Linked DNA regions of Homo sapiens: regions 1, 2, 3, 5 and 6 are each linked to region 4. Evidence: chromatin loops called from intact Hi-C (ENCODE). Cell type or tissue: IMR-90. All regions are shown on one strand. Region 1 holds the start of LOC124904387 (a long non-coding RNA gene). Region 2 overlaps MAN1A2 (mannosidase alpha class 1A member 2). Region 3 overlaps LINC01525 (long intergenic non-protein coding RNA 1525). Region 4 has its middle 150 kb from the start of TENT5C. Region 5 has its middle 70 kb from the start of TENT5C-DT. Region 6 overlaps TTF2 (transcription termination factor 2).

Evidence for each region. A loop is a pair of places that touch in the nucleus more often than their neighbours do. Peaks named below come from ENCODE experiments on the same cell type or tissue, not always from the same donor. Only the 100,000 strongest peaks of a DNase experiment are listed, where the experiment ranks them.
Region 1: a loop joins it to region 4, with 5 times the contacts of the local background. A loop is called at or near these places in 12 of 110 quality-filtered maps.
Region 2: a loop joins it to region 4, with 8 times the contacts of the local background. A loop is called at or near these places in 82 of 110 quality-filtered maps.
Region 3: it touches region 4 in a loop (3-fold over the local background); 9 of 110 quality-filtered maps call a loop at or near these places.
Region 5: it touches region 4 in a loop (4-fold over the local background); 98 of 110 quality-filtered maps call a loop at or near these places.
Region 6: a loop joins it to region 4, with 5 times the contacts of the local background. A loop is called at or near these places in 38 of 110 quality-filtered maps.

The regions. Positions count from the first base shown.
Region 1 is chr1:117,126,873-117,130,872 of GRCh38, forward strand. LOC124904387 (a long non-coding RNA gene) reads left to right here and starts at 1,899. Exons shown (of 2, transcript XR_007066500.1): 1 at 1,899-2,169. In IMR-90, a CTCF peak has its summit at 1,923 (motif pointing left); a DNase peak (open chromatin) is centred at 1,909.
Region 2 is chr1:117,511,237-117,515,236 of GRCh38, forward strand. The region is part of intron 12 of MAN1A2 (mannosidase alpha class 1A member 2); the gene reads left to right. Among named protein-coding and RNA genes, the nearest start is that of TENT5C-DT, 93 kb to the right of the region's middle. In IMR-90, a CTCF peak has its summit at 1,664 (motif pointing right); no DNase peak of the experiment used is centred here.
Region 3 is chr1:117,311,129-117,315,128 of GRCh38, forward strand. All of the region lies in intron 2 of LINC01525 (long intergenic non-protein coding RNA 1525), which reads left to right. Among named protein-coding and RNA genes, the nearest start is that of LINC01525, 18 kb to the left of the region's middle. In IMR-90, a CTCF peak has its summit at 1,550; a DNase peak (open chromatin) is centred at 1,583; H3K27ac peaks cover 505 bases.
Region 4 is chr1:117,756,678-117,760,677 of GRCh38, forward strand. No RefSeq gene overlaps it. Among named protein-coding and RNA genes, the nearest start is that of TENT5C, 150 kb to the left of the region's middle. In IMR-90, a CTCF peak has its summit at 2,356 (motif pointing left); DNase peaks (open chromatin) are centred at 1,204 and 2,334; H3K4me3 peaks cover 378 bases; H3K27ac peaks cover 355 bases.
Region 5 is chr1:117,533,517-117,537,516 of GRCh38, forward strand. No RefSeq gene overlaps it. Among named protein-coding and RNA genes, the nearest start is that of TENT5C-DT, 70 kb to the right of the region's middle. RefSeq lists silencers at 1,560-1,629, 1,650-1,889. In IMR-90, a CTCF peak has its summit at 1,657 (motif pointing right); a DNase peak (open chromatin) is centred at 1,635; H3K4me3 peaks cover 180 bases.
Region 6 is chr1:117,066,142-117,070,141 of GRCh38, forward strand. The region is part of intron 3 of TTF2 (transcription termination factor 2); the gene reads left to right. Among named protein-coding and RNA genes, the nearest start is that of TTF2, 7.8 kb to the left of the region's middle. In IMR-90, a CTCF peak has its summit at 1,828 (motif pointing right); a DNase peak (open chromatin) is centred at 1,840.

The sequences.
Region 1 (4,000 bases), 630 kb before region 4:
CCCAACCTCTGGTGATCCACCTGCCTTGGCCTCCCAAAGTGCTGGGATTACAGGCATGAGCCACTACGCTGGTGGCTTCTTCTTCCTCTTCCTCGTCTTCCTCCTCCTCCTCCTCCTCCTCTTCTTCTTCTTCTTCTTCTTCTTCTTCTTCTTCTTCTTCTTTTCTTCTTTCTTCTTCTTCTTCTTCTTTTTTAACCTTTTCATCCTCCCTTGATTGATGTGGGATTTGGAGGTGATTTATAAACCATGAGCCCACTTGTTACATGGGGGCTCTTTTTACTATATTATTACCTCCATCATCTCTGAATTCACTCCCTGTTTTCAATTCATTCTCTATAATCCTGTTAGGGATCTTTTTGCAATTCCAGTTTGATCATGCTCTTTGGTAGCTCTTCCATGCCTATGTTTACTCATTTAATATCCTTTGAGTACCTGGAATATGATTTTCCCAAATGTCTTCACAACTTACTCCCTACTAAAATAATAAGTTCCTTGACAGCAAGGACTTTTGACTATGTGCCAGGCACCAGAGATGTATTGTTAAAACAAGCAAAAATTCCTGCTCTCGTGGAACTTACCTTCTAGTAGGGGAAAGCAGCCAATAAACAATAAATATGCTGGGCACGGTGGCTCATGCCTGTAATCCCAGAACTTTGGGAGACTGAGGTGGGCGAATCACTTGAGATCACTGGCCAACATGGCGAAACTCCGTCTCTACTAAAAATACAAAAATTAGCTGGGCATGGTAGTGCATGTTTGTAATCCCAGCTACTCGGGATGCTGAGGCAGGAGAATCACTTGAGCCCGGGAGACGGAGGCTGCAGTGAGCGGAGATCATACCACTGTACTCCAGCTTGGGTGACAAAGCGAGATTCTGTCTCAAAAAAAAAAAAAAAAAGAATAAATATAATAACTGCAGAAACTATACAGTATGTTAGAATGTGAGAATGCTATGGAGAAAAATTAAGCAGAGTGAGGAGCATCCAGTGCAGGATGAGGGTGTTGCAATATAACTGGAGTGGTCAGGATAAGTATTATTGAGAAGGTGATATTTGAGCAAACACTTAAAGGTGAAGGAGGGACCCATGGGGAAAAGGTAGTTCAGATGAGGGAAGAGTTAGTGCTTGCTGAGAGAGGAATGTGCCTACTCATGTTTGAGCAACAGTGAGGAGGCCAGTGTGACAAAATCAGAATGAACTAGGGGGAGAGGAGTAGGAGGTGCCTTCAGGATAAAACTCCATATGTCTTAGAGTGATATATATAATCTCATATGTATATATGGTTTCCCATGACCCTGCCTCTGCCAGCCCAGTCAACCTCATTTCTTGCACTGCCCCATCCAAACCCAAGCATGCACACTGGGCTTCAGCCTTCTTTTATGATTATACAAGCTACTACTTATTCTGCTTCGGACACTCTGCCCACTCTTCTTTGCCTAATGAATTCCAACCCATTCTTCAAAGCTCAGTTTAGACATCAACTTCTTTAGGAATCCTCCATTCACCAAGTCTTCATTAGGCATCCCTCTGTGTGTTACCCGTGGTACTGTGATGATCTCTATCAAGTCTTTAACATTCTGCATTTCAATTTTCTACTCGCTTGTCTGATTCAGCCCTCTGTTCTCACTGTTCCCCTCCTCTTCCACACTGGGAACTCTTAAGCACAAGGGACCTTGTCCTGTTTCTGCATCCTTAATACTGGGCACAGTGTCTGAAACTTAATATGGTTTAATAAATGTTTGATAGTGAATAAATGGCCAAGATTCATGTTTCATTTCTAAGAAACTGATCATTAGGACAGATGACTGGAGAAATTTATTGTTTATTTCAGACAGATCATTTTTGTCTTCTGATTTTCTTTTTTAAAAGGGCCTGATTCCTGAAACACAGAATCTTTAGTGCCATCTAGTGGAAACAGCTCAATAAAAACGCTATACTATGAATAAAACTCAGCTTCCTTTGTTCTATTTTATTTATTTTGAACCAAGACGGACAGAGAAGAGAGGGCTAGGTTGCATAGACTCCAGGGCACACTGCATGCTGGGTGTTTTTATTTTTATCTAAAAGTTCACTCTACCCGAGAAGACTCTAGTTGTGAGATCTAACAAGTATAAATAGTCCCTTATCATTGACATTTTGTGAAAATGGGCAACTCTTCAACTTTGAGAAGGTAAGAAGGAAACAGCTAGAATAATGTGAGCTTTGGAACTCTCCTTGTGTAACTGCTTTTAGGTCAAACTAGAAGTACACAAGATATCAGTTCCATTATTAACAACTATCCTTTTAGAAAAAAATTCTGTACTGTTTTATCCAAGACAGACTCCTTAGCTCTTCTCAATTGACTCCTAGTTGTCTGATCGATTGTCTGTCATGACCCCAAACAATCTGTAGTTGATGTAGTAAGACAGGAAGCTGCACCCAATCTTAGTTGGTCTGATATAAATATAAGCGGTTCTTAGACATTTACACTTTATTCATCTGTTTCTCTGAACTCCCTTGTTTATGTTTATTACATAACAGAGCTCAATATTAATGTTGTTTGAAATACATGTTTTAAAAATTACCTGCTACATTCTGTTAATGTATTTTATTTTTAAAATGTGGATAAATGTGTTGTGATTATATTATTTTTACATAAATTTATCTTCCATATAAAATATTCATAAGTAAAATGAGTAACAGTAAGAAAATGGCACATTTTAGAGATTGAGTTTCGTGCTGCATTTGGCAATAATGCTTGTGATTAAAATTAGTACAGTGCTCATGCTGCTGTGTTAGAGAATTGATCATAAAAGGCTCTTGATAATATTGCATTATAATTTAACACTTTTTTCCTTTTAGGATTCTTTCATTACTAGTACTTATTAAACATGACAACTTTAAAGATTGATTTTGAATGGAAAGTTTTGGTTTAGAAGGGGCCCTTCGTTTGGAATATGTTTGCCCCAGTTATCTTGCTCTCTGTCAGAATGCTAAGTCAATGAGGGCAATCTGTTGAGTTTTCTGTATATCCTCAGTGTCTAGTTGGATGTCTCGCTCATAGTTGGAGCTCAATAAATATTTATTAAATGAATATATGAGAAAATTGAGGTGCAGCAAGGTAAAGACACTGATTTAAGGTCACGTATGACATTACTGGCAGAATTAGGGCAAGAATCCATGTCTTCTGACTCCCACTCCATTGAGTGGTTCAATATAATACTTTGTCTTGAATCAGTACTGCTTTTCGATTCAGATGCCTGTGGCACTTGCCTGGACCCTTTGCTTTGAAAGAACCCATCCTGGCCCTTCTCCAGCCACACCTCTTCCCATGGGCCAAGGAATTCCAAGAGTACATCTCTCCCCTCACCACCCCACCCTCACCTCCTTCAGACTAGGTTCCAGCCACCTACAAGCCCAAAATTCTTTGACAAATAGCCAGAAGCCCACTCCCAGGCCCATGCAGTTGTAGACTGCAGGGTAAGTGTGCACACACTTAGGCCTCAGGAGTGGTGAAAGGACAGCTTTTGGGGATGGTGGAACTTGATCAAGCCTGTTGGAGTGTCCACACACATATGCAAGGGCCTCTGGTAGGATGGAGAAAGATGAGAACAGGCCATGGGCTGGATGCCCCTGTTTGTCCTCTTGCTCATGGCCACTCAAATATTAGGGGTAGGCCTGCCTCCTATATTAAATCTAGTTTCTCCACATATTTAATATAATTTAAACCAGCACTAAGTGAACGCCAGTATTATGCCAGACACTGTGCTGGATATTTTCAAATGCATTACCTCATTTAAATGTTATTCTTCCATAAGAATGCTCAGAAGTAACTTACCCAACTTACCTAAGGGCAAGCAACTGAGAAGTTAAATGCATAACCCGTATCCTCAGGCAGTAAGTACAGTACCAAAATACTGGTGTGTGTGTGTGTGTGTGTGTGTGTATGGTATGTGTGTGTATACATACATATATACATATACTTTTTCTTGAGTAAATAATGTATCTGATAAAAACATGCA
Region 2 (4,000 bases), 250 kb before region 4:
ACCACATCCCTCCCTCTACATATGGGGATTATGGGGATTACAATTCGAGATGAGATTTGGGTGGGACACAGAGCCAATCCATATCACCATCTGACATAGGTGTGTGGTGTTCTTGTTTGGTAGAGATGCGGGTCTTGCTAATTGCCCTGGTTGGTCTTGAACTCCTAGGCTCAAGCAATCCTTCTACCTTAGCCTCCCAAAGTGCTGGGACTACAGGTATGAGTCATCATGCTCAGCCTAGATGGATTTTTTTTTTTAATCTATCTTCCAGTAGAATGTAAGCCTCATAGCCGTAGGGACTTTTTCCTTTTAACTACTATGATCTCCCCAGCACCTAGCACATGAGGCACTCAGTAAATATGTATTGAATTTGTTGATAAATTTTTAGTCTGTTAGGCAAGAAAAGAACTTGGCTATTTGCATCTTTACTCTGATCCCTCTTTAGTTTTTAATTATATCATTTTATCAGTTGTGTTTAAGGCATTACCTGATCATCCTGTATACAATTTCAAATTGTTCCCTTACTCCCTCTTACTTTTCCCTGCTTTACTTTTCTTCATAGCACCTATCTTCCAACATAGCACATAATTTTCTTAAGCATTCCCCAATTAGAATATAAACTACATGAAGAGTTTACAGTATTTTTGTATATTTGGGTTATTGTTTTATCCGCAGTATCTACGGTAGGGCCACTCATATACTATGTATTTCAGTATTAAATGTTTGCTGAATAAAGGATTGAATCATTTCATTTCAAAGGAGACAGCTAAAAAACCCCAGCAATTTTATAAGATCTTGTATATAATAAGAGTAGGAGGGGGAAAGAGAAGAGAATAATAGACCTACTTTATTTCCTGGTTGGGGCTTAGAGCTTGATCTCAGAATTCACTTAGTTTTAGGAGGTGTCTGATAATGAGTCAAAGAATTGATAAAGCAAGAAGAAGGGACCCAAGGCAAAATGTGAAAGCTGAGGATGTCAGGGCTGCGGATTTGTTTTCAGTAGAGAGTCAAAGGTCCAGATGCCCACATAAAGGAGAAAAGCAGAAACAGTACCAACTAATTGTTGTTAGAAGTTACACAAAGTTGGTAACCTAGAAAAGTGGTTCTCAAACCTGAGTGTACATCAGAATCACCTGGAAGGCCTCTTAAAACATGGGATGCTGGGCTCTGTTGAGTTTCTGATAAATAGGTCTAGAGTGGGGCCTAAGAATTTGCGTTTTTAACAAGTTCCCAGGTGATGCTGATGCTGCTGGTCTGGGGGAATCACACTTTGATAACCACTGACATCTGTGACCCAGTAAAACACTTATGGAGACAATTAGGGATTAAGAAATTAACTATACTGGCAGAGAACCTAGCATAAAGTCAGGTGGGCAAGTCTTTGCTTAACTGCTGTATTTATGTAGTTCAGTCTCTTCAAATAGGTATACTGGAAGACCAGAACCGTGGTCTTTACATTTTTAAGTGCTTCCTATGTCCTAATACAATGCAATCTAAATATTAGGCACTGGGATACACACACACACACACACACACACACACACACACGTAGGAACACACAAAGTGAATTTCACTTCTACTATTTAATATAAGCATTTTTCCAGTTTCAAAAATTTAATCTTTGAAATATGCTTGCCAATTTCTTTTGCTACAGTAGAGGGAGCTACAACCCAAATTTTACTAATGTAGCAATACACAATAAGGCTATTCTTCTCCATCCTTGTTCATTAGTCTTTTTAAAAAAACTTTTAAAATCAGCTTTATTGAAATATGTTAAGTGTACAGTTTATTGCATTTTGGCAAATGTTTAAGCCTGGGTAAACATCAGCCTTACTTGATGCATGGAATATTTCCATTCTAATTTGGCAGTCAGTTCTACCCACCCCCAAACTCTAATCTGCTTTCTGTCACTATAGGTTGCTGCTTGTGAAATTTCATATAATTTGAATCATGCAGTATTAGGGAGGAGGTAAAGGATAATCATTGTTTAAGGGGTATAGAGTTTGAGTTTTACAAGGTAAACAATGTGAATATACTCAACACTACTGAACTGTACACTTTAAAATGGTTAAGGTGGTAAATTTTATGTTACGTGGCTTTCACCACAATAACGTTTATGTTTGGTTTTTTTTACATAATATTTTTTAGGTTAATCCATGTTGCATTTATCAATAGTTCATTCCTTTCTATTGATGAGTATTATGCTCTTGTTTGGATATACCACATTTTATTTGTCCATTCACTTTTTGATGGTCCGTTAATCATGTGTTTTTGAAAGGAATCAGAAAAAAAGAATTGTTTACCATTTGGCTACACTTAATCTTGCTCTTAATTTTTTCTTTCTAGTAATTTTCAAATTCATCCCTTAAAAGTAATTTCATCTAATTTACTATTATTAAATAAATATTATAAAATAATTTGCTATTTATTAAATAAAAATTCTAAATGTTTTTAATCTGGTGCTTCTAAAAGCAGAAATGTAGGAGCTAAAATTTGTGGCAACAGTTTTTCTCTCAAAACTCAGGTAAATATTGTTGCCTGCAGTTTATTGCCCTAAGTTTGTCTGGCTTTTTAAAAAATTTCATTGTCTTCTAGTTCTTCCTTTGCAAACAATTTTACTAAGCAAGTTATTCTTGATATTTAGTTTGGTTTGCTAACTTAGCTACTTTTTCTAAGGGAACATATTGTAGTATTGTAAAGAAAGCTAGTAATAAATGAATAGAGTAATAGATTTGTGATACCAACTTGATACCAATTTGTGATACCAGCTTACCTCTAGGAGGTAAGTATATGTGCACTTCACTGTAAAATTCTTCCAACATTTCTATGTTTGGAAGTTTTACAGGCTGGGCACAGTGGCTCATGCCTGTAATCCCAGCACTTTGGGAGGCCAAGGCGGGTGGATCACCTGAGTTCAGGAGTTCGAGACCAGCCTGGCCAACATGGTGAAACCCCGTCTCTACTAAAAATACAAAAATTAGCCGGGCATGGTGGTGCATGGCTGTAATCTCAGCTACTTAGGAGGCTGAGACAGGAGAATCACTTGAACCCGGGAGGCAGAGGTTGCAGTGAACCAAGATCATGCCACTGCACTCCAGCTGGGGGACACAGCAAGACTCCATCTCAAAAAAAAAAAAAAGAAGAAAAAGAAAGTTTTATAAAATACTGGGGGCCAAAGGGAGGGGAAAACTAGTAAATTATCCAGAATAGGTATTGGTACTGATGTTATTGTCGTATCCTCTCATAGTTTTAATTCTCTTTTTTACTGCTGTTGTTATCTTCATTTGCTTATGAAGTTATTCTCAGTATAAGCAAATGAATGCACAGTTAGCTAGCTATCAGACTATTAAAGCAAATTCCCTGAGCAAGGTTTTGAAGTAAGTTCAGAGACAACTCTGTTAGTGGCTTTGTCCATAAAACATCAATAGTAGTATGACTTTTAAATTTCTGAGCACAAGTGACTAAGTAATATATTTTGGAGAGAGAGAATCAGTGGGATCATTGTGGGTGAGGATTCTCAGATGAGGGGAAAAAACGGTTAGAGAAGACTGAAAAACAAAGCCACTATTTCCTTTGTTTATCTTTTATCTTGTCTGCAACTGGATCTTGAAGTTAGCCTCCTACCATGAGAGAACTGTTTTTCCAGCTGGATGAAAAGAGTAGCATCAAGTCCCCTATTCTGCTGTTTTCTGCTCACTTACTCCTGGAGACAAGCTAAGTCAAATCAATATGTACTTATAAGTACCTGCTTTCTCAGAGTTGTATTTGAGAATTAAAGTATATGAAATGTATACTCTACCCATAAATAGCTTGGAGTCTGGTTTAGAAATCTCTTACCTTTAGGCATGGACAAATTTAATAAAAGTACAAAGTATATATGCAGTTGGCCCTCCATGTCAATGGGTTCATGGATTCAACCAAACATGGATTGAAGATATAGTTTTTTAAAAATTACATCTGTTTTGAGCATGTATATACCTTTTTCTTGTCATTATTCCCT
Region 3 (4,000 bases), 450 kb before region 4:
TGCAGAAGCTCTTTAGTTTAAGTAGATCCCATTTGTTAATTTTGGCTTTTGTTGCCATTGCTTTTGGTGTTTTAGGCATGAAGTCCTTGCCCATGCCTATGTCCTGAATGGTATTGCCTAGGTTTTCTTCTAGGGTTTTCATGGTTTTAGGTCTAACATGTAAGTCTTTAATCCATCGTGAATTAATTTTTGTATAAGGTGTAAGGAAGGGATCCAGTTTCAGCTTTCTACATATGGCTAGCCAGTTTTCCCAGCACCATTTATTAAATAGGGAATCATTTCCCCATTTCTCGTTGTAGTTTCTAGCATTATAGGAAAATGAGAAAAGTTTTGGGTCTTGAAGTATGGGGAACAACAACACCCTATGTAGGAACTAAAGGGAAATTCCAGAATCCTTCCTTCATTTGCCCCAAGTTGGAGTAGGAAAGAGGCACACTGCCCTGTTGGCAGCTAGGAGAGCCATAGGATCCCAGCTCCCATCAGCTTGCATCATGGAGGTCTGGAGTGAGGACCATGTAAACTGAACGGCCGGGCCCAAAGTACAGAGTCCATACTGTCAGACCTCATTTGGAGATTTCTAGAACCTTACCAGGAACTCCACTTGCTTCTTCAGAGAATTTAAGAACACAAGAATTACCACATGAGCTCAAAACATGATCCATCCAGCTTAGAAGTTGCTTTATCATGAAAATTCCAGAGATGTGTTATGGCAGGACATGCTGCCCCCAAAGCCTCAAACCCCAGATGTCTTTAGCTATTGAGAGTATTTCTAAGAGCAAAGTCTCCATAATTTGGAAGAACGCTTCTATAGCATAGGCTGAGGAGAAAAACAGAAACTGGGAAGAAAACTAGTTAGTTGTGGAAAATCTATTTGTACAAAGCCCTGTGATAGGTTCTTTTACAATAAGCATCTTTAAGACTTTCAATAACCCTATGAATTGGGTAATATTACTGCCTATTTTCCACATGAGGAAACAGAGAATTAGAAAGGCCAAGCCCTGTGCCGAAAACCACATCACTAAAAAGAGGTAGACTGAGATTTTCTTCAGCCTTTGCATTCAATTAACTAATTGCTAAATCCTAGGGGTTCTGCCTCTTAAATAAGTCTCAAGTCAGTCTCCTCTTTGCCAGTTTCATTACCATGAGCCTGCTTCAAGTCTCCACTGTTTCGTTTTGACCATCGCAATGACCACTTAACTGGCCTTCCTACATGTGTCACTACCCCCGCTTTCCCCTTCCCTCCCCACCCCACTCCACCCACCACAGCATCCTTCACTCTAGCCATGTTTTGCCCATACCACTCACTACAGACTGTCTTAATAAAGTCTTTTTTCTTCCTTTAAGTCCCAACTTATGGCATCACCCCCTCTGAGAAGCCCACCCTGATATCTCAGGCACACTTAGAAGCTCCTCCCCAGTGCAGTACCTTGCGCGTGGGTCCTTCACAGCAGTGGTTGCATTGTAGCAGAACTGGCCCTTTAAGTGTCTATATCTCGCCAGACAGACACCAAGTCTCTTTTCATCCATTTATCCCCTGCACTTACACTGTCTTGCCTACAGTAGGCACTCGAGAACTTGTTGAATAAAATGAATGAATGGAATGAGTGAAATTTTTAAATACTTATCAAATCAAAGAAATGAGTAAATGAAATTTTAAACAAGTTATCTCTGACTCAAAAGCTACACTAATAAAAGAATCTTGAATCACTACTAGAATGTTAGATTTCTCTTGTAAACACAAAATGAACTAGAAAAATAATTACAGAGTAAACTTGATATGTAAAATTTGAATTTCAAACAGATGAAGTAATATTATTACTCACTTCAGCTACAAAAGGTACACATGGACCCATAATACATTATATTTATGCAACACTTCATAGTCTTCAAAGGATGTTTATATACTCTATTTCATTTGAATCTAACAGCAATCCAGTAGGGTAAAGCAGAGGAGGTATTTATTAACCCAGTTTTTCAGATGAGGAAACTAAGGATCAGGGAGGTTAAAGTGACATACCCAAAGTCACACAGAGGCAGAAATAGAAAAGATCCTGGCCGGGCGCAGTGGCTCACGCCTGTAATCCCAGCACTTTGGGAGGCCTAGGCAGGCGGATCACGAGGTCAGGAGATCGAGACCACCCTGGCTAACACGGTGAAACCACATCTTTACTAAAAATTAGCCTGGTGTGGTGGTGGGCGCCTGTAGCGCCAGCTGCTCGGGAGGCTGAGGCAGGAGAATGGCGTGAACCCGGGAGACGGAGCTTGCAGTGAGCCGAGATCGCACCACTGCACTCCAGCCTGGGTGACAGAGTGAGACCCCGTCTCAAAAAATAAAATAAAATGATAAATAAATAAATAAATAAATAATAGAAATAGAACAGATCCCAAGAATTCAAAGTGCAAGTTCATTAGTCTTGTCTACCAGGTGACCTCTGATAGCAGGCTTTGATCATTCCATTGACAGTGAAAAGGTGCAATGATTATCATTCTCACAAACTTCGAAAATCCCCTCCTGACTACAGGCAAAAGGGTCCCAGACATCTTAAGAGGCCAAAAGACTGAGGGCAGGCAACTCCTTCAGAGTCAAGACTCCATTCCGTTTGACAAGTCTCAATCTTCCTAGCAGACAGCTGACACTATGATTGATTCGGCTGCTCCATTGTCTCAAGCTCTAGGTTCCTTTCTGAACATTGTGGCCAGAAAGGATAGGTGGGGCAAAGTCAAGGCATGGGAGGAGGGCAGAGAGGTAGTGAGGGGAAATAGAGGCAGACAGACCTGGGTTCAAAATCTAGTTCCATCTCCTTCCTTTTCCAGATGGATATCCAATTGCTCTAGCACCAGTTGTTGAAAACACTTTTCTTTCTCCATTGGATTGCTATAGAGCTTTTGTTGAAAATCATTTGACTGTATGTGTAAATGGTCTGTTCTAAGGCACTCTATTCTGTTTTAATGATTTATTTGTTTCTCCTGATGCCATAGAGTCTTAATAGTGTAGCTTTATAATAAGTCTTGAAGCCAGGTAGTTTAAGTCCTTTAACTTTGTTCTCTTCAGCTTTTCTGTAGGCATCCTAGGTTCTTTGCATATAAATGTGAGAGTCAGTTGACAATTTCTACAAAAAACTCTAGTGAATCTATAGATCAATATGGGGAGAAGGTGATATCTTAACAATATTGAGTCTTCCAATCCATAAACATGGTATATCTATCTACTTATGTAGGTCTTTAAAATTTTCTCTTAGCAATGTTTTATACTTTACAGTGTAGAGATCTTGCACATCTTCTGTTAGATGTATTCCTAGGTATTATATGTTTTTGCTGTTATTGAAAACAGAATTATAGGTTTTATTTTTTTACTTTTCAATTATAATAACAGCAAATGTGAATTTACCTTGGAGTTAATACAGCTTAAGCTCCAGAGTTCTCCTTTGCAAAGGCCCTTTGCAAAACCTTCTGAGGTAGCCTAGCAGTTTTATAATCATAATTTTATATTATTTTTATTAAGTAGGGCCCTCCAAAATTGTACACCATCCAGATCACACAATACTTAGATTCATCCCCTGCCTGCTAGTAATGTTCTTGTCTCTCTGAGAGCCTCAGTCTTCTTATATCTAAAATTGAAATAATCTTTATCTATCTCCCAAGCTTATTTTTTCTAATGTGGTAAAACACACACACACAACAAAATTCGCTGGTTTTTTTTTATACTTTAAGTTTTAGGGTACATATGCACAATGTGCAGATTAGTTACATATGTATACACGTGCCATGTTGGTGTGCTGCACCCAGTGACTCGTCATTTAACATTAGGTATATCTCCAAATGCTATCCCTCCCCCCTTCCCCCACCCCACAACAGGCCCTGGTGTGTGATGTTCCCCTTCCTGTGTCCATGTGTTCTCATTGTTCAATTCCCACCTATGAGTGAGAACATGCAGTGTTTGGTTTTTTTGTCCTTGCCATAGTTTGCTGAGAATGATGGTTTCCAGCTTCATCCATGTCCC
Region 4 (4,000 bases):
CAAATTAAGGAATAAAGGAAAATGAGCCTGGAGAGGTACAGAGAGGGCCAGGTGATGGTGGGCCTTGTGTAAAGAGAGCTTTCTATAAAGGTCTTGCTACTAATGAGCTTGGATGTTATTCTGTAGGCAGTGAACACCATGGAAAAGTTTAAATTGATTGAGTGCCATGGTCTAATTTATATCTTAGATCTGTGGCATCATGTGGGGTGAATTTTACAGGGTCAAAACTGAAAGTAGAGAGACCAGTGCTGAAGGTGCATCAGAAGTCTAAAAGAGACCAGGCATAAATTACGAAGTGGCAAGAGGATGAAGAAGAGGGATGGTTTGGGGTGGATTTTAGGAGGTAGAATTGACATGATTTTGCTATGAATTGGATACAGGAGACAAGCAAAAAGGCCTGATGCTACTGCTGATGATAACGTAAAAGATAATATTAGTGACTGAAGACATGGATGAGATGGCCCAGGGAGAGTGCTGGGATAAAATGAAAAGAAGATGGAGGGTTCGTTGGGGCTCAAACCGAGAAGAAAGTTGAGAAGAAGCAGCCAAAGAAGGAGGAAAGAAACCAGCAGAGAGTTGGCATGAAAAATAAATGCAAGAGTTGTAAGTAAAAAGCCATCAGTGTTCAAGTATCGAACTTCACAATACCAGGGCAGTTTTGATCCAGTCAAGAGCAGGTCAATGGAGTGGTGAGAACACAAGCCAGATTGCAGGGAGCTGAGGGGGAGCGGGAGGAGAGGAAGTGGAGACAGAACATGGGCTGGTCTATCAAGACTCTTGGCTGTGAAGAAAGGACAGATTTATAAAGAGGTGCCAGTTGAGGGTGGAATTTTTTTAAGGACATTGAGAGACCTGAGCACATTTATGTGGAGAGGGGAAGAGCCATCAGAGATGAGGTTGAAGATAGAGGCTGACTATAAGGGAGTCCCCTCTGGCAATGGCCCATGCTGCCCCTCACAGGAGTGAGCTCTCCATCACAAATGCTAGAGGAAGACTTCCTTGATCAGCCTAGCTCAATCCAGTAGCACCTTCTAACTAAGATTTTTCAATATAACAGTGATTTATTGGAGCTTTCAGTATTTGCATTGCCTTACACTAACCCAGTGGAGCACACAGATAAATTGAAGCTACAGCATGGATTGAATCATCCAGTTCTGAAGCAAGAGCTGTTGACCACTTGGCCACTCCTAGGCCCCTCTGATTCAGAGATTACAACGACTTAACTCAGGAGTCCTTCAGAGGTGATGGTCAAGCCAGCCAGCTCCTTAGTCACCTTCCCATGTCTCCTTTGGGGGAAAGCCAGGAAAGGCCACTTCTTTCCAACTTCTAAAGCAATATTCGTCTTTGAACCCTATTATTATAATTCAACTCAACTTCATTAGCGAGTCAAACACCCTTTGAATGCACTGTCCCCCTGGCTGCCTTGTGATAGGAAACACAGCTCCTGCCCTCAAGAAACTCAGTCCTTCCCCAGGCATTTAGCTTTTCTGGAAACTGGAGATAAATAGAAGAAGAACTGATACGACAACCAAGGTGGTGCTTAAAAAACTTGTTTACAGAGCCCTCAGATTCTAAGGGGGGGCTTCCCTAACCAACCAGGGGATGGAGGTAGGAGCAGTATAGACTCCAGGCCTTCCCACCCAGCTTCAAATCAAGTAGCTCTACTTTTATTCATTTTATATATTTAGGTTGTCATAGGTTTTTGTTTGAACCAAGAGACTCACAGCTAAGAGATGCTTAAAACCCCACCAAAGTAATATTTGCTGATCAAAATCAAGAAAAGCATAACTCAATACTGAGTTACCAAAAAAAAAAGGAGATCGAAAGTCATTGCAAAGGGGTTAATTTGATCTTCTCAAGCTCTATTCATGAACTCATTCATCCGGAAGACAAATACATAGCAGCAGGCACTGTGCCAGTCCCATGTCGGGCACTGGGGAGACAGAGGTGAAGGAAACTTGATGTCTGCTCTCCAGAACTTCACAGGGAGACAGACAGGGGAATGATAGCTCTCTAGAGTGGTGTCCTGATCAAGGTGTGGATTAAGGACGGCGGGGAGACAGAGGTGACAAGGATTCGCCCTGAGAAGTGGGGAGAGAGGCTTTGTCAGGGAGAGCTTCACCAGGGTCTTAAAGGATGCCTACGGTCAGCCGGAGAGGGAGGAGGAGGGGCGTGCACCGATTCCCACGGCTGCAGCAGGGGGCGCGGAAGGGTAAATGCGTTTACTGGGCGAGGGAAGTCGCGGCTTTCTCCTCAGGCTGAACCTGGGCATCTGTCTCTGAGGCTAAAGCGCTTCAGAGCCCTCATGTCTGTCAGGGGCTCCCGCACCGTGTCTTTCTGAGTACTGCCACCTAGTGGCCACTCTCAATTCCCACATTTCCCTGGACAGCCTGGAGTCATTTGTCTTCCCACTGATTTGAGGGTTAAGCAAACAGTGAGCACACACAGTGGATAAGTGACTTCTCCGGTAGCACACAGTTTGTGAGGCTGGGGCTGGAACAGAACCTAGCTCTTGTGATCCCAGGACCAGGTCTGGTATGGGCCGGTTTGCCCCCGTCCACACTCGCTCTGGCAGGTTGAGGCTGAAGGTCAAGTCGATAGATGACTACTCTGGAGCGCACTTCAAATCCTCTTCCCAGGCTTCAGAGGGGTAGGGACACTTTAAGAGAGAAGGAATGTGGGAGTAAGTGGATGAGCTAGAGAGAAAAGAAGATATATATTGTTTTCCCCACCTCACTCTCACCAGTCCAGCCTTCAAACCTATCTCAGCAATGAGAAAAGGGGGCTAATGATGTTCTGGGACTGGATAGAGACCATCGCTTCAGGCATTAGGTTGCCACCATGTCGACAGGAGAGGGGAGGGGCTCTCAGCCATCTTTTTTTCTGAGGAATGGCTGGGGGTGGGGGAGTCCCATGGCCACAGTCAAAGAATAATAGCAGGGTCCCAGGGACAGGACTAGAAGTTTCTGAAAACACCTGTCAGTTGCTGAAGGTTAAAAAAAAAAAAAAAAAAAAAAGCTGGACCATACCAGACCTAGTCCTATTTGAATCATATTTAAATATGATTCTCTGCTCAAGATGACAATTTGCATGCAACATGTTTCAGAAGCCCATCTGGTGTTACAAAATCCACTGTGGTTTCAACCTGTCCTTTCAATCAACCATCCTGGTTGGATTATAAAGACTTTACAATAAAAATCATAGGAATAATAAGGATAATAGAATTGACACAGTAGAAAAAACAAAACGAGGAACCAGATAGTAAAGGAGGTGGCAGAAAAATCTATATATTGAACAACACAACTTTTGGCCGAGGAGGACTATAAAACTGAGCCTAATCTTTGGTCTTAGCATCCCATCAGCCTGGGAGGGAAAATAATGCCCTGAATGAGCACCAGGCATCCCATTCAGGTCCCATCAGGTAGGTATCTTCATCTTCATTTTGTAGAGGAGGAACCTAAACCTCATGGTGGTTATTTGGCTTTCCTGAGGTCATGCAGTTCTTATATGATAGAGGCACTCTGTGAAATGATAGATGCCTGACTTATTTCATTGGCAACCTGATCTGTTTACCTCCTGAACCCCAAGCTGTGTCTAATCCCACTTGCTTTTTTTAAGAGAGTATTCCCAGCATGAATCCTTTTGTCACAAAGAAAAAAAAAGTTTTCTGGCTGGGTGTAGGGAGAGCTGGGCTAGTTTGGTTCATGATGGGTGGGGGGGCATGGCCAAGGTGAGCTTACACGGGAAATTCCCTTCCCTCCTCCCAGTAAAAAAAATCCCTGAGTTGTTTCGGAAAGTCCCATGCTGAGGCTGGGCAGTGTGGCTAGGTATCAAAGTGCTGGAGCCTTTCCTTGTATCCATCAAGCTGAATTCACAAAGGGAGGGAGAGAAGAAGGGAGGAGAGGCTGGGGGCTGCTTCTGATTAGCCTGTCCTCTGCCAAAGTGAGATGTCCTCTCTCTGTGGGCAATTAAATGGTTCTCATGAATCCACCATCTGGGC
Region 5 (4,000 bases), 220 kb before region 4:
CGCAACCTCCACCTCCCAGGTTCGAGCAATTCTGCCTCAGCCTCCTGAGTAGCTGGGATTACAGGCATGCACCACCACAGCTGGCTAATTTTGCACTTTTAGTAGAGACAGGGTTTCTCCATGTTGGTCAGGCTGGTCTCGAACTCCCGACCTTAGGTGATCCGCCCACCTCGGCCTCCCAAAGTGCTGGGATTACCGCCCACCTCGGCCTCCCAAAGTGCTGGGATTACAGCAGTGAGGCACTGTGACCGGCCTATTTTCAGCCTTCTTAAAGCTTTACTCTTCCCATCTGAAAGGCCTTTATCCAATTCCAGCAAAGCCCTGCACATCTTTCCTATTCTCACAAGACTAAAAGCTTTCACAGAACCTTTCCTGATTTCCCAAACTTTGAGTGATTCTTCCATGTTTGTACATCCATAGTTAGTTCATAACTTCTACAACTCTTCACATTCTGCCTTATAATAATCATTTGTGGACATGTCTTTACCTCTTCTATTAGGTTATCAGGTGCTTAAGGATGTAGACAGTATCCTAGTCATCTTTTTATTCCTCTTGACAACAAATTTACTGAATAAACACCCTAGTTCTCAGAGGCCGATACTCTTTCCACCAGGCCAGGCTGCCTCATTTAAGGGTGATTGTAGTCCATTACTCTTGATTCTGAGTTTTCTATCAATAAAAGCTTTATCAAAACCATACACACTAAGAAAAGTCTACGCCTTATAAAAAAGATGGCACGTATTGCTTTCTTTTTCTGCAAATGTAGAAAATACACAGCAAACAATGATTCACAGAGTGTCGGGAGGGCCTAGTGTCAGGGATCCTTAATTAGTAAGGAATCCAAAATTGTAGTCCTTGGTCTTCCCCTGACTGGTTGTAAGGCCTTAGGCAAGTTATTCAACTTCTCTGGACCTCAGTTTATTTTCTGTAAAACGGAACTGGACTAGAACATTGGAATGTAATTCATGAGATCATTAATATAGTTATTCCACACATTTTTTGAGCTTTCACCTACTGTTTGCCAGAAGCTTTCATAGGCTTCAAAATATATATAGAAATCAAAATAAAATCTGTACCCTCAAACAGGACTGGCTTGCTTAATATTGTGGCTTTCAGTATTATATGGGTAGAGTACGATCCTAATCAAGCTTAACATAGATTCGGGAGGGAGGAGGATAATGAGGAAAGTAACTGACACTGGAACTGAATTTTAAGAGTTAATTGAATTTGAAAACAAGGGGAAAGGGAGCTATTTGATAAGGCAAAGATACTTGACGAAGGGGCCAGGACTATGAGATCCAAAGCACAGGTAGGAAGATTGGCCTTGAACTTGAACAAGGACATCCATTTTACTGAGAGCTATAAGACAGCCCTCTCCTGTAGCTCTTAAAGGCCTTGAGTGGGGGTCCAACAGGGGCACCTACCAAGATCCCCAAGAGTGATTCTCCCTTTTAAATTCAGCGTTCAGTCCTCCCCCAGTACCAAAGAGCCCATAAGATGCAAAAGTGAATGTTACTTAAAAAGAGGTTAAGGGACTCCCCTGGGAATAGCTTTCAAAAATACTTATCACTCATCAAAACTTCGAATGACTCAAAATGAATTTGGTGTGGGCTCAGCATTTTGAAGCAGTTCAGCAGTAAGAGTCTAGAAATTTTTGCCACTAGAGGGCAGTAGTATGTTTCTCCCCTCCCTCTCCTCCCTCTCCTCCCTCTCCTCCGTCTCCCCTCTCCCCTGTCCGCTCTCCCCTCTCTCCCTCGCCTCTCCCTCCCTCCCATTGTTAGCTGATTGAAGCCTGGGAGGCTGGAGATACAGTGAAACACCTTGCTTAAGTTTGTCAATACACCCTGCCTCTGACTGACGGTAGGATGCCAAGGTTCTTGGTTGTTCAGGCAAGCCTACTATACCAGCAGCCTGCTGGGGCCTCCACTGGAACCAAGTCAGTGATGAAACGTTCTACAAACAGAAGACTAAAAAGACTTTCCCCTTTCCTTTAAAACGTGACTGCCTTCTTTTAAAGACATTGAGCTAATAGTTAAGAGTTATTAGAAGATGAAAAATGTAATCTCGTGACAGAAGAGAATCCTAGAAAAATTCCGATTTGAACCCTATGAATAATTTTAGCTCATGTAGAACAATAGGTGTGTTGTGGAATAGTTTATTTCCTGACATAAATTGTAGTTGTCCATAGTTGTTAGGACATAACTCTGCCTAAGTCCTTTTGAAATTATTTTTCTTTAAACATTTATTGAATATATATGTACCAAAAACTGTGTGAGGCACTGGAGATCCAGAGCCAACCATGACATCGAACCTCTGGAGCCTCCAAGCCGGAAGAGGATGATGGGCAAGCCGAAGGTTATGTTTTGCTAGTAAAGGTGTGTACCAAATGCCACTAGAGTGTAGAAGGAAGATGAGTCAGGGAACAGGGGAAGTGAGTTTACCTAATTTAAGGGTGAGGTTTGGGGGCTGGAATTGAACCTTTTGAAGTAGGGAAGAGCTACGTGGTGATGAAGAGAGAGTGGTGAGAAATTTGTAACTTGAGCTTTCAGAGAGGAATTACCCATTTGAAATTTGAGCAATGAGAAATTTGTAGGTTGTGATAGGAGTCTAGCTGCAACAAATGAGGGAAAGACATTCTAGGAAAAGGAGTCATTGACGCACGAAGGCAAGGAGGGCACTGCAGTTTACAGCACCCAGTCCTTCTGGGCAGGGCTGCCAAAGGGTTACCACAATGCACGACCCATTCAAAGAAGAGCAAGAGGCTGGAGCAGAATGAGCTAGGGGAAGGTAGAAGAGGAGACCAGCAAAGTAACAGGGTCCCATCTTGGAAGACCCTGTGTAGTCCCTTGTCAAGAGTTTGACTTTTGGCCAGGCGCAGTGGCTCACGCCTGTAATCCCAGCACTTTGGAGGCTGAGTGGGAGGATCACTTGAGCCCAGCAGTTCGAGAACAGCCTGGGCAACACGACAAAACCCTGTCACTACTAAAACTACAAAAAAATTAGCCAGGTGTAATGCACACCTGGAGTCTCAGCTACTGGGGAGGCTGAGGTGGGAGAAGCCTGGGAGGTCAAGGCTGTAGTGAGCCTTGATCGTGCCACTGCACTCCAGCCTGGGCGACAGAGTGAGACCCTGTCTCAGAAAAAAAAATTTTTGACTTTTACACCAAGTAAAATAGAAGCCCCAGGAGACTGAGCACAGTTGTGACATGATCTGCTCTGTTTTCAAAGGGTCACTCTGGCTTCTGTGTGGAAAACAGATGGTAGGGGAGCCATGATGGGAGAAGGGACACCAGTTTGGAGGCTACTGAAATAATTCAGGTGAGGAATGCTGGTGACTCAGACCAGTGATGAGGGAGAACAACTATGGTCTATATTTTGAAGGTAAAGTTGACGCAATTGATTATGGGCATGAAAAAGAAAAGGTTTGACTCCAGTGTGTTTGATCTGAGCTATTGGAAGAATGCAGTGACCATTTTTGAATGGAGAAGATTAAGATCTAGGAGGGGTGCAATGATGAATTTGTTCTTGAACATGTTAAATTTTCATTTCTTATTAAACATCTGCCTGTTTACTGAGAGTAAGTAGTTAACTATGTGAACCTGGAATTCAGGAGAGGTCTGGGCTGGAGATACAAATTTGGACATTTGTCAAGGTATATATAGCCTGTAGACTTGAGATCCCTTAGGGTAAGCCACTTAGAGGTTGAGAAAAGAAATCACCCAAGGGCTGAGCCCTGAGGCCATCCAGTGTTTAGAGGTCTGTGGGATAAGAAGGGAGCAGAGAAGACCAGAGAGAGCCAAGGGACTCGGGGGGAAACCCCAGAAACCAAGGAGAAGGGAGTGAGCCACTGATGGATTAAGTAAAATGAGTCCTGAGAATTGGATTGGGTTTGGCAACATGGTGATGATTGGTGATCTTGACAAAAACTGTTCTGTAGAATAAGGGGGCAGAAGCCAGCTCAGAGGAAGTTCAAGAGGAAATGGAAGAAGAGGTAGAGACA
Region 6 (4,000 bases), 690 kb before region 4:
ATTATCTTTTACCTTCATATAATTTGTTGTGATAGATTTCAATATCCGTGTTTACCAGAAAGATGGAGAAACTACCATTGAAACAGGTCAGAAAGGGAATCTGAGGACCCATGGTTATGAAGTGGCATTGCTGGGATTTAAACCCAGGTCCAACTGATTCCAGACACACCAACTTTCTCTTAAGTGAGAGGTGATGGGCCTGAATTGAAGTAGCAGCAGTGGAATTGGGTCCAAGTAGAATGAAAACTTGCTGAAAGAGCACTGATGAGATGTATTTCCTGGTAGGGCATATAAACGTGTTCCTTCCTCCATTTTTTCATCTGGAATATTGCTCACATGGCCCTAACTTCCCTGGGTTGGAGGACTTGGAGAGAGAACGTGTGTGATGGCCTCGGTCTGGTGTTTGGCACATTGTCAGTGCTCAGTAGGGAAACGGTTGCTAAGGTGGGGCTTCTGGGTAATGTGTTTACGTTAAGCAGGACAAGGAAGAAAGGTAATGTTGGTCGAGTATTGGGATGTGTGGCAAACACATACAGCTTTGGACTAATCATGTCTTTTTTTTTTTTTTTTTTTTTTTAAAAGACAGAGTCTTGCTCTGTCAACCAGGCTGGAGTACAGTGGCACAATCTCAGCTCACTGCGACCTCTGCCTCCCAGGTTCAGGTGATTCTCGTGTCTCAGCCTCCCGAGTAGCTGGGATTACAGGTGTGTGTCACGACGCCCAGCTAATTTTTGTATTTTTAGTAGACATGGGCTTTTGCCATGTTGGCCAGGCTGGTCTCAAACTCCTAGCCTCAAGTGGTCTGCCTGCCTCAGCCTCCCAGAGTACTGGGATTACAGGCATGAGCCACCTCACCTGGCCAAATTGTGTCTTATTTTCATGTGAAACCAGCTAGAAAAATGAGTGTGCAGCTCTGAAGAAAGGCCTGACTGAGGTCAGAATTTTGAGAACTTGCTGTTAACGTTCTTTGTACTAGATGGATAAGACTGAGAAGGGTTTATTATTTTAAAATAGAACAAAAAAGTATGTTACATGTATTTCTCTTAGCCTAAATTCAGAGCACTATTACTAGGAAGTACTTACTGGAGCTTTAAAAAGCTTGTCTTAGGGCCAGGCATGGTGGTTCACACCTGTAATCTCAGCATTTTGGGAGGCCAAGGCCGGCGGATCACTTGAGGCCAGGAGTTCAAGACCAGCCTGGCCATCATGGTGAAACTCTCTCTACTAAAAATACAAAAAATAGCCGGGCATGGTGGCGTGTGCCTGTAATCCCAGCTACTCAGTAGGCAGGAGAATCACTTTGAGCCGGGGAAGCGGAGGTTGCAGTGAGCCAAGATCACATCATTACACTCCAACCTGGATGACAGAGCAAGACTCAGTCTCAAAAAAAAAAAAAAAAAAAAAAAAGTTGTCTTAGGACAAATAAAAGTAAAAGGCAGTTCTTAACACACAACACATTAAAAAACAATAACAACAGAAAACCAGGTACTCTGATAGGTAGCATAGACTGGGAATTTAAACAGAAATAGATAAGTCTATATATGGATGATGGCTTCCTTAGTGAACATTAAGGGTGTTCAGCCAGAACCCCTGGAGAGTGACCTATGAGAGTACAGCCTTTCCCTCACATACTCTGGGTTTTCTTTTTAATAACTTAAATATTTTACATCCTCTAATTAATACTATTATGTTTGGCTGAATGTAGTCAGGAGACAGGTGCAACAGAGTAATAGAAGGGAGGTGTAAACTGAGGCGAAGATGCCCATTTTTCATCTCTTGCAGTGTAGCTGCATTTGTGTGCAGATCTCTAACTGAAACACCAGATGGCACCACTGACCAGCATTTGACTAGCCATTCGGCCATGGCCCTCTGTGTACAGGCAGTAAAGAAAACTGATAATCTCAGTAGAACCAGGGGGAAGAAATCTTGCCTTGACATGAACGATGTGGTACACCCTGGTATACAAATTTTGGGCATTGTCACTGAGCTCCTGAGTTCATATTTTCCTTTCTCTCTGTTTCTCACAGAACTTTCACTCAAGGATACAGGGTCAAAATAAATGGAAATATTTCTTTGCTTAGACGTGGGTATAACAAGTTTTAGTTCTTTAAATAATTGGTTGTGGTATCCTTCTGAGCAAACTATCACAAGGACAGAAAACCAAACACCGCATGTTCTTACTCATAGGTGGGAGCTTAACCATGAGAACACTTGGACATAGGGCGTGGAACATCACATACTGGGGCCTGTTGTGGGGTTGGGGGAGAGGGGAGGGATAGCATTAGGAGATATACTTAATGTAAATGACGAGTTAATGGGCGCAACACACCAACATGGCACATGCATACATGTGTAACAAACCTGCACATTGTGCACATGTACCCTAGAACTTAAAGTGTAATAAAAAAAAAAAAAAGAAAAATATTCACCTCCAAAAAAAAATTAATTGGTTGTGGTAGATGTTCAAAATATTTTACTTTTAATAACCCTTGAAACTTCACATGTCTAGAAAACTCCTCGTGTTGTTGGCTATTGGGTGAAATTGACCTGCAGATTATCTAGCCCTAGTATAGTGAGCAGGATGGTGATAGAGAGGCAACCAGGCATGCGCCAGACCCAGCCAGAACCTCAGGCCCCACCAGCTGTGAAGGACCACTGAATAAAGCCATACTTGTGAGGCGGTGTACAGTACCATGCACTGCACTGTGCAGTGCGAGCAATCCCTTTGTATAAAGTATAGTAACCCTTTGTGATATGTGTGGTAGTTACGTTTTCCCAGTTTGCTTTTTGTCTTACAATTTTGCTTATGGTATTTTCATCATATGGTAGTGTAAACTTTTAAAAATTACTAAATTCTTTATTTCTCAGCTTCAGAGTTTTATCCCAGGCTTAGAAAAGCCTTCTTCACTTTAGGACTACAAGAATATTCATATCTGTTTTTTTTCCTAGAACATTTACAATTTTGTTTTTTACTTTTACATTTTTTTCCATCTTGAAAGTTCGTGTAAAAGAATGAGGTAGACATTCGGCTTTATGTTTTTCCAGAGCTGGACCATGTAAAGATGTGAACTCATAATCCCTAAGGAGCCTTTGACACAGCTGGAATAAGAGTTAGATGTACTGAGATTGGGGTGCAGTCTCCTCTGCACATTAGAGCGCTAAATTGAAGACGTTCAGATGCGAGATGGTTCTGTGACTCTAAGACATACAGTTCAGGGCTAGGAAGGTTACAGAGAAAGTAGAGGAGTTGAGACTTGAAGTTGTCCTTGAATGACCTTGACAATTTTGATGGAGGAAAGGACAAGGAAGTGTTGAGGCAGAACAGCTTCAGCAGAAGTGTGGATGTAGGAATAAGCAGAGTGATCAGCCAGTGTGAGCTTGGCATTGCTGTTGTCTTTTAAGACCTTGGTATGTATCAGGCTTTGCTCTGATTGTATTTTGTCTTCATCATGACCGTATGAGGTATGGACTATATCATTTTGCCATTTTACAGAACAGGAAACTGCCACAGGGGGCAGTCAATTAAGGTGTCTGATGTTTCAGAACTAATTAGGTGGTAGGGCTGGGATTTGAACCAAGGGAGAATAGTTCTGGAGCCTGAGAGAACTGTAGCCTTGCTAAAGTGAATGCACTTGGCAGTGTGATGTTGAGTTGGACATTACCTTTAGGAAAATGGGAGGATTTGTGTTTTGGTGAAGAAGTCAGGATTGAAGAGGTCTGGCTTCTTCTAGCTGGTCCCTTCATCGTTATTGCCTATAACCTCTGTCCTGGAAAACAATTAATAAACATACTGCAGAAATTAATGCTTTTCTTATAGTGGAATTGATATTTGCTTTCTCTGCGAAAATATATTTCCACTGCATTCTTTGTTGATTTACAATATAATAAAACGTAACAAACAAACTTATTATCCTAAAATCAGAAAAGCTCATCCAGATTGATTTTAATTAAAAATGTAAGGGAAAGCATTTTTAGCACTGTGCCTAGCACATAGCAGATG